Regions from separate parts of the Homo sapiens genome. Here region 2 is linked to region 1. The links are chromatin loops, found by intact Hi-C in ENCODE. Cell type or tissue: dorsolateral prefrontal cortex. All regions are shown on one strand. Links, peaks and the distances in the headings refer to the core of each region. The heading gives the core; the rest is flanking DNA.

Region 1 (7,215 bases), core at 2,108-7,107:
CAGCATTATACTATGCATTATTCGGTTTCTGAAGTTTAGCTAAAGGAGACAACTAAGTTCAGGAGACTGTCAGCTGACTGACCTCTGAATTGGTAGTGCTGCCTGTAATTATGTTATAAAAATACCATCAGAGATAGGCTGGCGCCTTGGAGCCATGACTTTAAATGTCCATTGGAAGATACTATTTCAGTAAACAATTAACGTTTTGCAGTCATGTATAGTGTCTCATAAGCAAAACTGAGATAACAGGCACCCATTTTTCTGATCGTTTTAGCAATGTTTTATATTCCTTATAAAGGGGCACCATGGCCAGCCATTTCATCTGGCTCCAGGCATAGAAGGCACGCACTGGGCTAAGAAACCTGGGTGTGAATATATGACCTGGGGCAAGACATTTAACTTTTCTCTGAGCCTCAGTTTTTCTCTTGCAAAATGGCAATAATATCTATCTCATAGCGTTATTAGAGAAAACATTGATGTTACAAATGAGTCTATCACTTAAAAGTATATGTATAGTATACTATATAGTGAAACACTATATAAATAATAATTAACAAGCAATTATCCTCTTTCCATTAACCTTTACTAGCCTTATAAACATTGCTTTGAAGAGTTAGTACTGGAGCACAGGCTGTGATAAAAGGCAGATTTTTGAGACTGGCAAATGTTCTGCACCCAGTATCTGCTCAATACTTTTGTGACATATCCCATGGGGGCATGTCCTGGGTGGGCAGTGGTTCCCGACACAGGCTTTGTAGTCAGAGATACCTCAGTGGGGCTGTGCTCTGACTCTGCCTTTCTGTATCTGCCATCTCAGAAAAACTGCTTTGTCACAAATACGTGCGTCTCATAAGGTTGTGCTATCAACGTCTGCGCTCCCAACTCCAGTCATACAGAGCTATTTGCAGTTCCCAAAAGCATCAGGCTTACTTCCTTGCTCAGCTCCTGGTTCCCTCTGCAGGACGGCTCTTTCTCCTATTTTCTGCTAGGCTAACTCCTATTCTTCTCAGCTTCCTCCAGGATGTCCCTGACTCCCAAGCCTTGATCAGGTGCCCTTTTCATTGGCCCGCTCCCTTATCCACCCTGAATTTATCCCATGGCCAGCGTACTGACATGACCTAGTCACTGGCCTTCGTCCCTCCCACACTGTAGTATTGATTAGGATTTTTGGGTTTAGTATATACCAGGCACGGAGCTTAGTGCTTTGTTTATTATCTCACTGAGGTCTCATAATGATCCTATGAAATAAGTATTAGTACTGATGAGGAAACTGAAGCTCAGAAAGGGTGAATGATTTGCCCAGGGTTATACAAATACAGGCAGAAGAGCTGGGATTTGAACCAAGGCCCATCTGACTCCAAACCCTTTGCAGTCAGTCTATTATAAGTTTCTAAGGGCTTAAAGGTGAACGGTGAAGACACACAGGAAATACTCAACAAATAAGAGCCGTCATTATTTTGACCCAGATTGTAAGCCTCGGTAGGGAGGGAATCTTAACCCATAAATGCTTGGACCCATAGCACAATCCCCCAACAGAGGCTGAGTTAACACATGGAGACCAGAGTACAACCTCCTCGAGAGCAAGGACCCTGCATCTAGCTTCTTGAGTGTGTCCCCGTGCACCAGTTTCTCAATAAATGCCTGTTGTTTTTTCTTTTTTTTTTTTTTTTGAGGCAGAGTTTTGCTCTTGTCACCCAGACTGGAGTGCAATGGCATGATGTCAGCTCACTGCAACCTCCACCTCCTGGGTTCAAGTGATCCTCTTGCCTCAGCCTCCCAAGTAGCTGGGATTACAGGCGCCCGCCACCACGCCCAGCTAATTTTTGTAGAGACGGGGTTTCACCATGTTGGCCAAGATGGTCTCGAACTCCTGACCTCAGGTGATCCACCCCTCTCAGCCTCCCAAAGTGCTGGGATTACAGGCATGAGCCGCTGTGTCTGGCGATGCTGTATTTTCTATCACACAATCTCTGCATTTTAGAGATGTTTCCTTTTTTTTTTTGAGATGGAGTCTCGTTCTGTTGCCAGGCTGGAGTGCAGTGGTGCAATCTTGGTTCACTGCAACCTCTGCCTCCTGGGCTCAAGTGGTTCTCCTGCCTCAGCCTCCTGAGTAGCTGGGACTACAGGCACCCGCCACCACACCTGACTAATTTTTGTATTTTTAGTAGAGACGGGGTTTCATCATGTTGACCAGGATTGTCTCCATCTCTTGAGCTTGTGATCCGCCCGCCTCGGCCTCCCAAAGTGCTGGGATTACAGGCGTGAGTCACCGCAGCCGGCCGAGATGTTTCATTTCTTGTCACACTTTGGCCCCTTTCTACTCCTAATTGAGGAGAGGGTAAGGCCTACAGAGGGGCCCAAGACAACAGTTGAAGCTGCTTTTTGATGAGACATACAGGAAACACCAACCATCTAAATAAACGTCCTCTTTATTTTACCAAATATAATTTATCAGTTAAGTTGACATTTGTCAATTCAGTTATAGTAACTATAAATAATTCTCTTAAGACACAGTTCTGTAACTTTTTAAGGATACGAGAGTAAACCAATATTGCTCCTTGCAGCCAGGCCAAAAGTACATGCAGTTGGTACAATCGGGGAAAAGAAATGAAACTTCCATGAAAGTCACCTTCATTTTCTTTCCCTCTCACCCTACAGTCCTCCTCTGCTCACTCAGGGCCTGGGGCATGCCTATCTGTCTGCTTTTTAGGCAAAGGAGGTCACTCCAGAGTCTTCTGGGACTGCCTGGCCAAATTCCAGAGATGAGGAAGGGGCGAGTGACTGGGGTAGGGGTGGCTGGAGACCACAGGGACACAGCCTTAGGGGCAGAGGAGTTGGTTTTGATGCCTGTACAAGAAGAATCTGTGTGTAAGTATTTTTTGAGGTGGAGGAAAAGATGAAAAAAGTCCAGAGGGAGGAGGAAAAACAAGCCCAGGCTGGTGTTAATGAATTCTGTTGGACACAACTCCAACTAGAAAACCTCTAAAATTCCTTCCAATTCTACGGTTCTATGATTCCAGAAGGAGGCCTGGAGGTCTGGGTAGAAATGGAGGGAGAGAAAATATGGTCTCTGGAGGTCTAGGGCAGGTTCCTGGGATAAGGTGCAGTGTTGGTAGAAACAGGATCATTGCCTAAGCCTTCCCTTGGAGGTGGGCCCTTGAGGCTACAGATGGAAGGGTTTCTGTAGAAGCTTCTGAGAGAGAAGTTAGAAAAAGCCTACATCCAAATCCCCAGATCTGTACACGTGTGACTGCGGATGGAGGCTCCAGTTTTCTCCCAATTTTGTGCTAGGCAGAGAAAAGTAGAAACAACCAGATGATGTCCACCCTGCTAGTTCTAAATCCTCTTTTGGGTGCTTGGTAAGGAGAGGTGGAGGGAAGGGAATGTGAGGAAGGGTCGTTTAGGGAAATAAATACTGGTTGAGCAATGGGGCGGTGGCTCTAGCTGTGGTCAGCACTGCACAGAGTAGGGGTCTGGAAAGGAGAAAGAGGCAGAAGAATCTGGCTTGAAGTAGATGCAAATACTTACAACGAGGAAACTTTCTCTGCCAGATTCAAAGGGGCACATGGCCTTTGTAACCTGGAGAATGAGGTGAGGTTAGAGCTGTGTTTCCCTTACCACTGGCTTATCAGTGCCTGGCACAGTACCTAACACATAGTAGGCACTCAATAAATATTGCTCAAAGAATGTTTCAGACCATGCTTGTCTGCAGGAGAGCTCATCTTGCGGAGGCTGCATATTTGCTAAATGAACGAATAAATGATTGGTGAATGTTTGTGGGTAGAAGCCAAGAAAGAGGAAAACTGACCTCTATGGCATGACAGAACGAGTAATTTTAGGAAGTGACAGGGTCCAAGGTGACCAAGTGATTATGTCCTCAGGAGAAATGGCAGCAATGAGACACCTGTGGTTGTCCTCAACCTCCAAACCATTCTCCACATACCCATGACCTGACCCTAATCTCAAAACCCAACCTGGCAAGCTCTGGGGAAGGTAGTGCTTAGAGACAATTTGAGATGAAGGTTGAAGAGAGACAAAGAATCTGGGCCCAGGGAGACAAAGTCATTTGGGCCCAGGGAGAATGTGGATTTTGGGGAACCAATAGGTGGACATGGGTCAACAGGGAGAAGAGTGCACTGTTCCATTTTTTCCTGGATATGACAATCAACTGGAAATGATCAGAGGGAGGGGTTGTTGATGTTGACCAGGCCATTGAACAAGAGGCATGTGCACAAATTGAAAAGTCAGTCCACCTTACTCTTTCTGCGAGTGGGAACGCTTAGGTCCAGAGGGCAAGAGAACAGAACTGGGATCACAGGGGCCTGGAGCAGGTGTCTCCTGTCCAGAGCTTTGAAGTTGGTCCACTTCTACAAAAGTATGTCTGTGTTTGGGAGTGTTACTTATTCTTCTGTCCCTCTGTTCAACCAAAACCAAAAATAAAACAAAACAGATAAAAAGAAAACAAAACCAAAAATCCAGAGCCCACTTACAAAGGGTTTCTCATTAGGGCCAAGACAGGTTGCTAAAGCCAAACCCCATGTCCCCAGATTCCAGACAAAACTCCCCTGCTCCAGTCCACATCACCTGGAGGCACCCACCATGAAACTGCACTTGGTGATTGTCTCAAAAACCTACTTGTACTGCTTATCTCAGGCCATCTGTGTTTCCCAAATTCTTGCTATACAAACTTGGCTCAATGTATAAAAATTCCCATTGAAAATAATGAGAATTTGGTATCAAAGTGAAGTCCTAGAAAGAGGTGGGAGTGTGGGGTGGAGGAGGGACAGGGGAACAAAAGAAAAATTTCAAATAGAAAGTGCAGAGGGATGGGGAAAATGTTGAGTGACCAAGCTAGTCCCCGACATCCGTGTCTCGGTCCCCTATGAGCCAGAGAACATGGAAGCTGAGTGCTAGGAGCCCAGTGCCAAGCAGGTCCCCCAGAGCAGTCAAGTATGGGATGGAGAAGTTGTCCGGGTCCAGGCCCCGGCCCCACATCCAGTGCACCATCCAGTCTGCGATGTACAGGAGAATCAGCACCTGGGGAGACAAAAGGGCCCAGCCTATAGCCATCCTCTCTCTCCAGGGGGAGCCAGAGGCCACATGATCAGACCCATTCAGTGCATCACAGGGCTTGGCTGGCCATAATCCTTACTTTTTAATCTTCCTCTTTCCACCCCAGCAACCTCTCTGTGTTTCTCCACCCCACAATTACCACTTTGAGCAGACAACAGGCACAATAAGAGCTCTTTAGAAAGGAAGATGCTGCTACGACCCAGGGTCACCCACATCAGCATTATATTCTGCTCCCAAGTTTACCAAACAAGGAGCTTCCTGACCTAAATCCTACTTGTTGCAGAAACTCAGCCCTCTTGCCTCTAACTCTGGGTCACCTCATTCTGGGGTCACTCCAATTCCTGCCATGTTGGCCTTTCCAGGAGCATGGCAGGGGGCTGGCTGCTGGAGTCAGCTTTTCCTAAAGGGATGTCTTCTCTCGGCAGAGTGGTATAAGGATAGTGTTTGAAGCTGCTGCTGGCGGTTGTCTTAAGTAACAGATGATCATCCCAAGCTGGCTTCCTCCTGACCCTTTTCATTCTGTTGTTGTGGCTTTTCATTCCATTCTTTTCCATTGTTTGGGCTCAAAGAATGCAAGTTTATTTTAACATTAGTCCTAATAAAGTTGAATTGTGAATAAGTCACCTCAATATTAATATAAAGCAGACAATGCATACCAATTCAAAATACATTTGACATGATCTGTGGCTTTGATTTTATCTGTGTTCTTGCTTACCTTCTATTAATACAGATAATTAAGAATGACTCAGATCAGAATCTCGCTAGTGGGCCCAGGACCAGCAGCATCAACAACAGCTGGGTGCTTGTTAGAAATGCAAAATCTCTGGACCTCTTGAGTCAGAGTCCGCATTTAACAAGATTTACATGCGCTTTTAAGTTGGCGATGCCCTTGATCTAGAATACCACGGTGGGGCAGGCCTGAATCTCCTAGAATCTGCACAGTGCCTGACATTTGGGCTCCCTAAATGACTGCATCTGCGTGAGAATGAAACAGATTCTGACGGTCAAGCTCTAATACAGTCAGTCATCTGGGAGGTTTTACCCTTGACTATACTTTGTAAATACTGTGGTATGAAAATTCTGCCCTAAGGGATCCAGATGCGGGAACCACAGCCCTTAAGGGATCCAGAAGCCAGAACTGATACCTATTTTTAGGCAATCTTGGTTGCTCTCCTGTCCTCTCTCTTTTTTTTTTTTTAAATTTTAGGCTCTGCCTGAGAGAATCCTGCCCTCTCTCCAAGGAAGCCAGAGATGACTCTTCACATTCTCCCTTGCTCTGCACACAGCTGTCTTGTGCTACCACGGCCTTGGCTCCCCTACCTTCCATAACTTCACACCCTTTCCAGCAGCTGCAGAAGGGTCCCAAATAAAGAGCATGGCCAGGAGGCCTTTGGGACATGCCCTAGGAAGGGAATGGTAGCAGCTGTCCTCACATTCCAGCTTCTTGAGCAGGCCCCAGGACACACAGCTGGGAGGAGGTGGCAAAGGGATCAATAAGAGCCTTTACAGGGGATCAAGTGTCACGCTCTGGCCCTCCACAGATCTAGAGAGGACAGCAGAGGCAAGAATGTCTCCAGGGTATTCATCATGGGTGATGGCACTGAGGCTCATCCTTTCCAATTCAGGCCAAGGGATGAGCTGAAAACCTCCACCACAGACCCCTGGCATATCCACCCCCATCTTCCCACCACGTGCTGCACTGGAACCCACTAGCAATGGAATGTGGCAGCTTGGCTAACTGCTGCAGGGCAACAGCATATGGCTGATTCTCAGCCCCGCCCCTGCCAAGATGTCCGAACACAACCTTTCTAAAGCTGGGGGTGAGGGGGCTGGAGGGATAGGTGTTAATCAATACAGGACTGGCGAAATAAAATTATGGTCTGTGTATCACAGAATATGATGGAGCTGTAAGAAAATCAGGGTGTTGTTCTCTTTATGTATTGATATGGAATGATCTCAAAGATAAACTTAAATGAAAAATGCAGGGTGCAGACAGTGTGTACAGTATACTACATGTGTGTAAAAAAGAGGAAGGAAATAAGAAAAATATATGTTTACTTTTATAAATATAGAATAGGTTTGAAGGACACACAAGAAAGGGATAATACTGATGGTCTGTGAAGGAGAGAAACAGATGGCTGT
Region 2 (6,468 bases), core at 1,469-6,468, 51 kb after region 1:
AGTCACTGGGTTGTCTTTTTGGATCTTTTTTTTGTTTTTGAAGCATTGGGTTTACCTTTTGAATTCCTTTTAGCTCAGCCTGATGTTTAAATAAGCTGGCATTTACTGTGGATGTCAGACATTCTGTGTAACTTCTACTCACCCTTCAGCTTTCAGCTTAAACATTACTGCCTTAGGAAGCCCTGCCTGATTCCCAGATGGGGTCTGGTTCCTTGTTATATTCTCTAACAAGCACCAGGTTCCTCTTCATTATAGCACTCATCGTGGTTTGCAATTATACATTCATTTTTAAACTGATGTTTGTAGCAGACCATTGCAAGGCTCTGGCCTCAACTCTTTTCTCTCCTAGCTCTCTGCACCTTCTTCCCATGGGCTTTTATTGAATCTAGAGGTTCCCATGATGTTAATGACACTCCAGCCTATATCTCTAGTTCATATCTCTCTCCAGACCTGAGGTATTTATAATTGCCTATTTCATATGTTATAAGCTTCTCAAACTTCCAAATTATGATATTCTTGAACTTGTTTTAATTTCTGAATTCCCAATCTTAGTCAAAGGCATTAACTACTTGGTCAACTACCCAGGTTAAAAACCTTGGAGCCATCCTGCTTTTCTCTCGCTCCATACCCATATACATACCACATCCTATTGAACCCACCTCTCTCCCACCTCTGGTGGTTGCTCTCTTCTCCACCCCACGAGCATGGCCTCAGTCCAGACCTTCACATGCACTACCTAAGATGCTGAAATAGCTCTCTGTCTCCTTCTCTTCCAGCACTCCCTCTGCAATGCTGCTAGCATGACCTCTCTAAAAGCAAATCTGAGTATTTGGTTGAAGACCTCTAAAAGTTCTCTCCTGCCACAGATTTCACAGATTAGGGCCCAAACTCCTCAGCATAGCATACAAGGCCTAGATCCCTAAACTACAACTCCATTTCCTATCAGTTTTCATCTCCTATTACTTGTCCCCAGTTTATTCTATTCGTTAAGCCACAATGAATGTCTTACTTCTAGCCAAGTTCTGTTTTTCCTCTAAGGCCCAGTTCAACATTTTAGTAGTCAGAAAAGACTTTTTTGACCCTAAGAAGTAGCATGAATTTCTTTCTTTGCAGTGGTCCTATGGCAATTTGTTCACCTCTAATTTTTATAATCATAGTTTAGGGTTGTGGCTAAAAGCACAAACTCTGGAACTAGACTGCTAGATATATAATCTTGGGTATGCTGTTTGATTGCTCTGGTACTCTGTACCTCAATTTTCACCAGTTAAATGCAGATTTAGGGTGGGTAGTTGTGAGGATTAAAATGTATGGGTATACCTTAGAAAGGTGCCAAATATGGCTGGGTGTGGTGGCTCATGTCTGTAATCCCAACCCTTTGGAAGGCCGAGGCGGGTGGCTCACAAGGTCAGGAGATCAAGACCACTCTGGCTAACACGGTGAAACACCGTCTCTACTAAAAATACAAAATACAAAAAATTACAAAAATACAAAGTACAAAAAATACAAAAAATACAAAATACTGAAAATACTAAAAATTAGCCGGGCATAGTGGCACGTGCCTATAGTCCCAGCTACTTGGGAATCTGAGGCAGGAGAATCGCTTGAACCCGGGAGGCGGAGGTTGTAGTGAGCCAAGATCGTGCCACTGCACTCCAGCCTGGGCGACAGAGCAAGACTCTGACTCAAAAAAAAAAAAAAAAAAAAAAAAAAAAGAAAGGAAGAAAGGTGCCAAATACACAGCAAGCCTACTACACTACTACATATATATAATGTTATATATAATGTTTGTTACTATAGGTATTGCTATCATTTATTCATACTCATCTTCCATTTCAGACCCCATGTTTACCCAAACCCAGGATCTCCAATCCTAATGAAGTATCCGGTGCATAGGTTGTCTTTGAAAAATGTTGGTTGAATAAATGGGACACTGGACCAGCCCTAGGACTGTAGTTAAACCCGGGCCCTGAGGGCCACATCTCCCTGATGCTGCATGAGTTGTTGTCTGGAACATATGGTACATACCTCTTGGACTGTCTGTCCAGGGTGAATCCGGAAGTTGACTGTGGCCTGGGCCACTGGGGGGATGACATTGAACTAGAGAGAGAAGCACAAAACCCTGGCTTGAGTCAACCTCAAATCTTCTACATCTGCCTGCCCAGGAAATGCTAATTTCCTCAGCTCAGGCAGAGTTGGCTGATTTGACTTAAGGACCCAAGGCTTAGCTTTTCTAGTCTGCCTCTTGTCTTCTCTGAACTAAGTGACATGTTATATTCAGAGCTGAAGGGGTGTCTCTGCTTTAAGCCAGACCTTCCTGCTTCTTGGTGCTGCAGGGGGTCACAGAGATGTTCAGAGCAAGGCTGCTTTCTCTGATCACCCAGATATCTCTGTTTTGGCCCCATGCTGTGCTATTAGAAGCCTTCTGTGTGCACTTTCTTTCCCAGCACACCCAGGACATTTCTGCAGCTGTTAACATTAGTGCTTACTCACGATGGGGCAGCCAGAGCCTCTGTTGACCCCCATCATGGCATAGCACGGGGCTCACATCAGGTTTGATCCTTGAGGGGGATGAGAAGAACACATACTCCTCACATATTCCTGGTCAGGCAGGAACAAAAGAGTGACAGAAAAGTAACCTTCAGAGTAAGAAAAGGACCCTAGTGCTGGCCAGTGCTCTGCCTGTTCTCACCTATTCCCAGCCAGTGACTGAGCCAAGACAGAGGGATCTGGCTTGTTCTCTAGGGCTGTTAGTATGTTTCTGAGACCCTAAGACCTAACATAACCTTTGGGAGCTGGTTCCCTCTTATCCTTGAGGCTGCTGAGCAATTGTTCTAACCAATCAGATAAGCCAGTCAGGCAGTAATTGCCTCCCCATTCCCGACCTTCTAGCAGGGATTGGTGGTTTCCCAGGTCCAGTTGTAAAATCTGACTTTTTTGCCTGACCAGGAGGAATCCAGGACTAACTGGAGAAAAGAGTTAGGCTATGGAGGGATTGTTCCTTGGAGGCCGGGAGACTCCCCAAGTGCATATCTTTCTTTGAACTCGTATGGTGCAAAAAAGCACTAAGTGGTCAGGGACAGAGCTGGGCTGTTGCAAATTAGCTGTTGCAACCTCTTTGTGCCTCTGTTTTCTCAACTGGGTATTGGGGCAATACTCATAGGACTCTTAGAAGGCTCAGATGGAGTAACAAAGTATCCTGGGGAGATGAAAACACCATTCAAATGTCAGGACACAGTGCTATTATTCTGATGAACACTACAGCTGACACACTGGACGGTCCAGTGAGTTATGCCAGGAATTAATTCAGAGGCATCATTCACTTATATACCCGATTACTAGAGTGCTTCAAGGTCACATTGTACTCTAGGTGAATGGTGCCCCCTGAAGTTGTGCTGGTGGTACTGGCAGTTACAAGAATGGTCTAACTCCCTTCAAGATTTCAGAAAGGCCTATGTCTTTGCGTGGCTAGGCTTGGATCCAGCTGACACACACAGAAGGAAGGAAGAGCCAGTAGATAGATTCAAGGAAGGGAGGAGTGGAGGGCGGTAGGGAAAAGCTATATGGGGAGGAACCAGGGATGTTACCTTGACCCCTGCTTTGAATATGGTGAGTGCCGTGGTGGTCCTGATTATTGCATTGGTTAAGGGATTTCTCTCCATAAACCTAAAACAAAAGGACCAAGGTCAGATGTTAGAAAGAACCAATGGGGTGAAGGAAAGGGCGGAAACATTACCCACTTTCCTGAACCTTGGGGATCTTTAAGACTGAGAGAGACGTCTTAGAGATGTCTTAAATATACACACTTAGAGATGCAGTATCTGGTGGCTGAGGGATGATTAGTCAGGCCCAGTTAAGCCAAGGAGAGGGGCCTGGGGGGTGGGTAGGTTTGAGGTGAGGGATGTGAAAAAAGGAAAGATAATACTTTACCTGCTTATAAGTGGTTCAAATAGCCATGGGTTGCTCAGGATTATATTGACAGGGAAGGGAAACTGGGAAAGAACAAGGTCAGCACCACAGGGTCACCTCTAGTTTAGCCTGGGTCTCTGAGACCTGAGTCTCTCTCTACTTTAGAGCTGCCTCAGGGGCCCTTAGCAGTCAGGAGTGCTGCTAAATTCAGTTAGCTCAATCCCTGCTAGAGGATCAGGAATAGGGAGGCAATTACTGTCTGGCTGGGCTTATCTGGTTGGTTAGAACAATTGCTTAGCAACCTCAAGGATAAGTGGGAACCAGCTCCCAAAGGGTAGATTAGGTCTTAGGGTCTCAGAAACACACTAACAGCCGTAGAGAACAAGCCAGATCCCTGTGTCTTGGCTCAGCCACTGGCTGGGAATAGGTGAGAATAGGCAGAGTGCTGGACAGTACTAGGGTCCTTTTCTTACTCTAAAGGTTACTTTTCTGTCCGTCTTTTGTTCCTAGCTGATTAGGAGTATGTGATACTTCTTCCCATACCTCATTTGCCAGTTGCTGCAATACAGTCACCACTGTCCCGCTTCCAAATATGATAGGCATTGGTGTCTGCTCCAATCTGGAAGAGAAACAGAGTCCTCAAGACTTAGCGAACCCCAGCCAAAGATCAGTGGCTTGAAGAGGAGAAGAAGGGAGATAGGAGGAAGTTTCAACGCTCCTGGCCAAGAGGTCTCTCATTCACCTCCCTCCCACCTCCACCAACTCAACATTCTGAAGATCTCAAAACATCCCCAGGAGCTTTCCCTGTCTACCAAGTCTGCATTAGGGTCCTTCTTTCCTCCCTCTGCTGTTCTCTAGAATCCTGTGTGTCCACTCTCATAGCCCATCCCATACTACAGCAGAATTGTCAGTCTCCTGACAATTTGAATGAATATAGCACTCCTTCCCACTTTGCTAAGAAAACCCAGCCAGGAGTAAGCTCTGCTGTTACAGATTCTGCTGTCCTCATTCATAGCCAGCAACTCTTATTTATTTTTGTCCTCCTGCCAGGACAGGTGGAGAATTTCGACAGCTCTACCAGTCATTGCCAATTTGTGATTCTAAATGTCTGGACTCTGGACTACTCTAGCTGCCTGACCTAGCTTCTGCCTGTAGGTCCTTGCTTTCCATATGGATATACTGACAGATCCTCTTCTGACTCCAGCCCTTGCAGGATACTGGTGGCTCTGTCTCTCCTGTGGCTCCCCCAACCCCCACCTTGGAAGGAATTCTCACTCCATTTGAGATGACCCCAGCCTGGTATCTGTGAGCCATGCTGAGATAACTCTTTATTTACACCTGTTGTATTAATCACCTGGATCTTTAGTCTGTCCTGGGCTTCCCCTTCTGTTCTTCCTCTAGTGTCAATTTTTTATAGCATAGTTTCCCAGCCCAACTTTAGGGCAGGAAGCTTAGCCTCCTCAAATTTAAAGTGGGAAAGTGCCAGGGCTTCCATCTCAAGTCTGGCATGGGAACAGGGCCAGGAGTTGCTTACCGGCTGACAGCAGCTGCAAGGATGCCAATGCTTGTCTCCTTTGGAGGAGCTGAAGAGTGGCCTGAAGTCATGTTTACTTGCAGCATGAGGTTCATGGAACCCTTCTCTGAGACTGCAATCCTGTAGAAGAGGATCGGAAACCACTCTCCTGACTTCTTGCCTCTCTGAATTCTCCCATAGGCCCATAGGTCCATCTGTGCAATAGTCTAGTGGGCAAGGAGGTAGCTTCATGCTGCTTTAAAAATTTTATACTGGAGGAAGAATGGAAGGGGAAGCCTAGGAGAGGTTAAAGATTGGGGCGATTAATGCGAGAGGTGTACACAAAGAGTTGTCTCAGCATGGCTCACAGATACCAGGCTGGGGTCATCTCAAATGGGGTGAGAATTCCCTCCAAGGTGTGGGGTGGGATGCTTTACTCACAAGGCGATGGGCTTCTTGAAGTTAGGAATGAAATCATCCAAGATGAAGCCCCCCTCGTCCACAATGAAGGCTAGCTGGACGCCCCTTGACTGTAGCAGGGCTGAGATCCTCTGAGCCCCTGTCCCTGATGACTGCAGACATGGAACATAGAGCTATAGTCCTTCTCAGCCAGAGACAGACCTCCAGACATAGCTAATGGGGACCTATTCAGCCTAGCTAGGGGCTCCAGAACCTTTCTACCTAGTCTCCTTCCTGGGAGCCAGGGCCCTAGAGAATCCTGCCTTACAGAATTCTGGAATGTCAGAGCTGGCAGGCCTCACCCTCCCTTATTTCACAAATGAAGAAACTGGAGCCAAAAGAGTGAAGTGACTTGCCCAGGGTCTAAGTAAGTAGCATCATTGGAAATAAAACGCAGTCATCACTCTCCCTTTTCAGTTCTTTTTCCATCACACGTATGTTTCTTAGGGTATAGGTGATGGACCCACTGCCTGCCTCAGATATTATGAAGGAGTTTGTTAAAAATTCAGATCTAGGGCACAGGGCCCAGGAATCTGAATTTTGGTCAAGGTCCTTAGATAGTCCTGGCATACAGACACACGGAGAAGTTG

What was found. Peaks named below come from ENCODE experiments on the same cell type or tissue, not always from the same donor. Only the 100,000 strongest peaks of a DNase experiment are listed, where the experiment ranks them.
Region 2: a loop joins it to region 1, with 2.9 times the contacts of the local background. A loop is called at or near these places in 9 of 110 quality-filtered maps.

Annotation. Positions count from the first base shown.
Region 1 is chr1:205,786,682-205,793,896 of GRCh38, forward strand. SLC41A1 (solute carrier family 41 member 1) reads right to left here. Exons shown (of 11, transcript NM_173854.6): 11 at 2,414-5,037. The coding sequence ends at 4,852. Among named protein-coding and RNA genes, the nearest start is that of RAB29, 15 kb to the left of the region's middle. RefSeq lists an enhancer at 4,951-5,010. In dorsolateral prefrontal cortex, for the core only: CTCF peaks have their summits at 5,089 (motif pointing right) and 5,292; a DNase peak (open chromatin) is centred at 5,080; H3K27ac peaks cover 1,551 bases.
Region 2 is chr1:205,838,227-205,844,694 of GRCh38, forward strand. PM20D1 (peptidase M20 domain containing 1) reads right to left here. Exons shown (of 13, transcript NM_152491.5): 5 at 5,861-5,991; 6 at 5,441-5,560; 7 at 4,450-4,525; 8 at 3,928-3,989; 9 at 3,585-3,663; 10 at 2,026-2,097. Among named protein-coding and RNA genes, the nearest start is that of PM20D1, 8.7 kb to the right of the region's middle. In dorsolateral prefrontal cortex, for the core only: no CTCF peak of the experiment used is centred there; no DNase peak of the experiment used is centred there.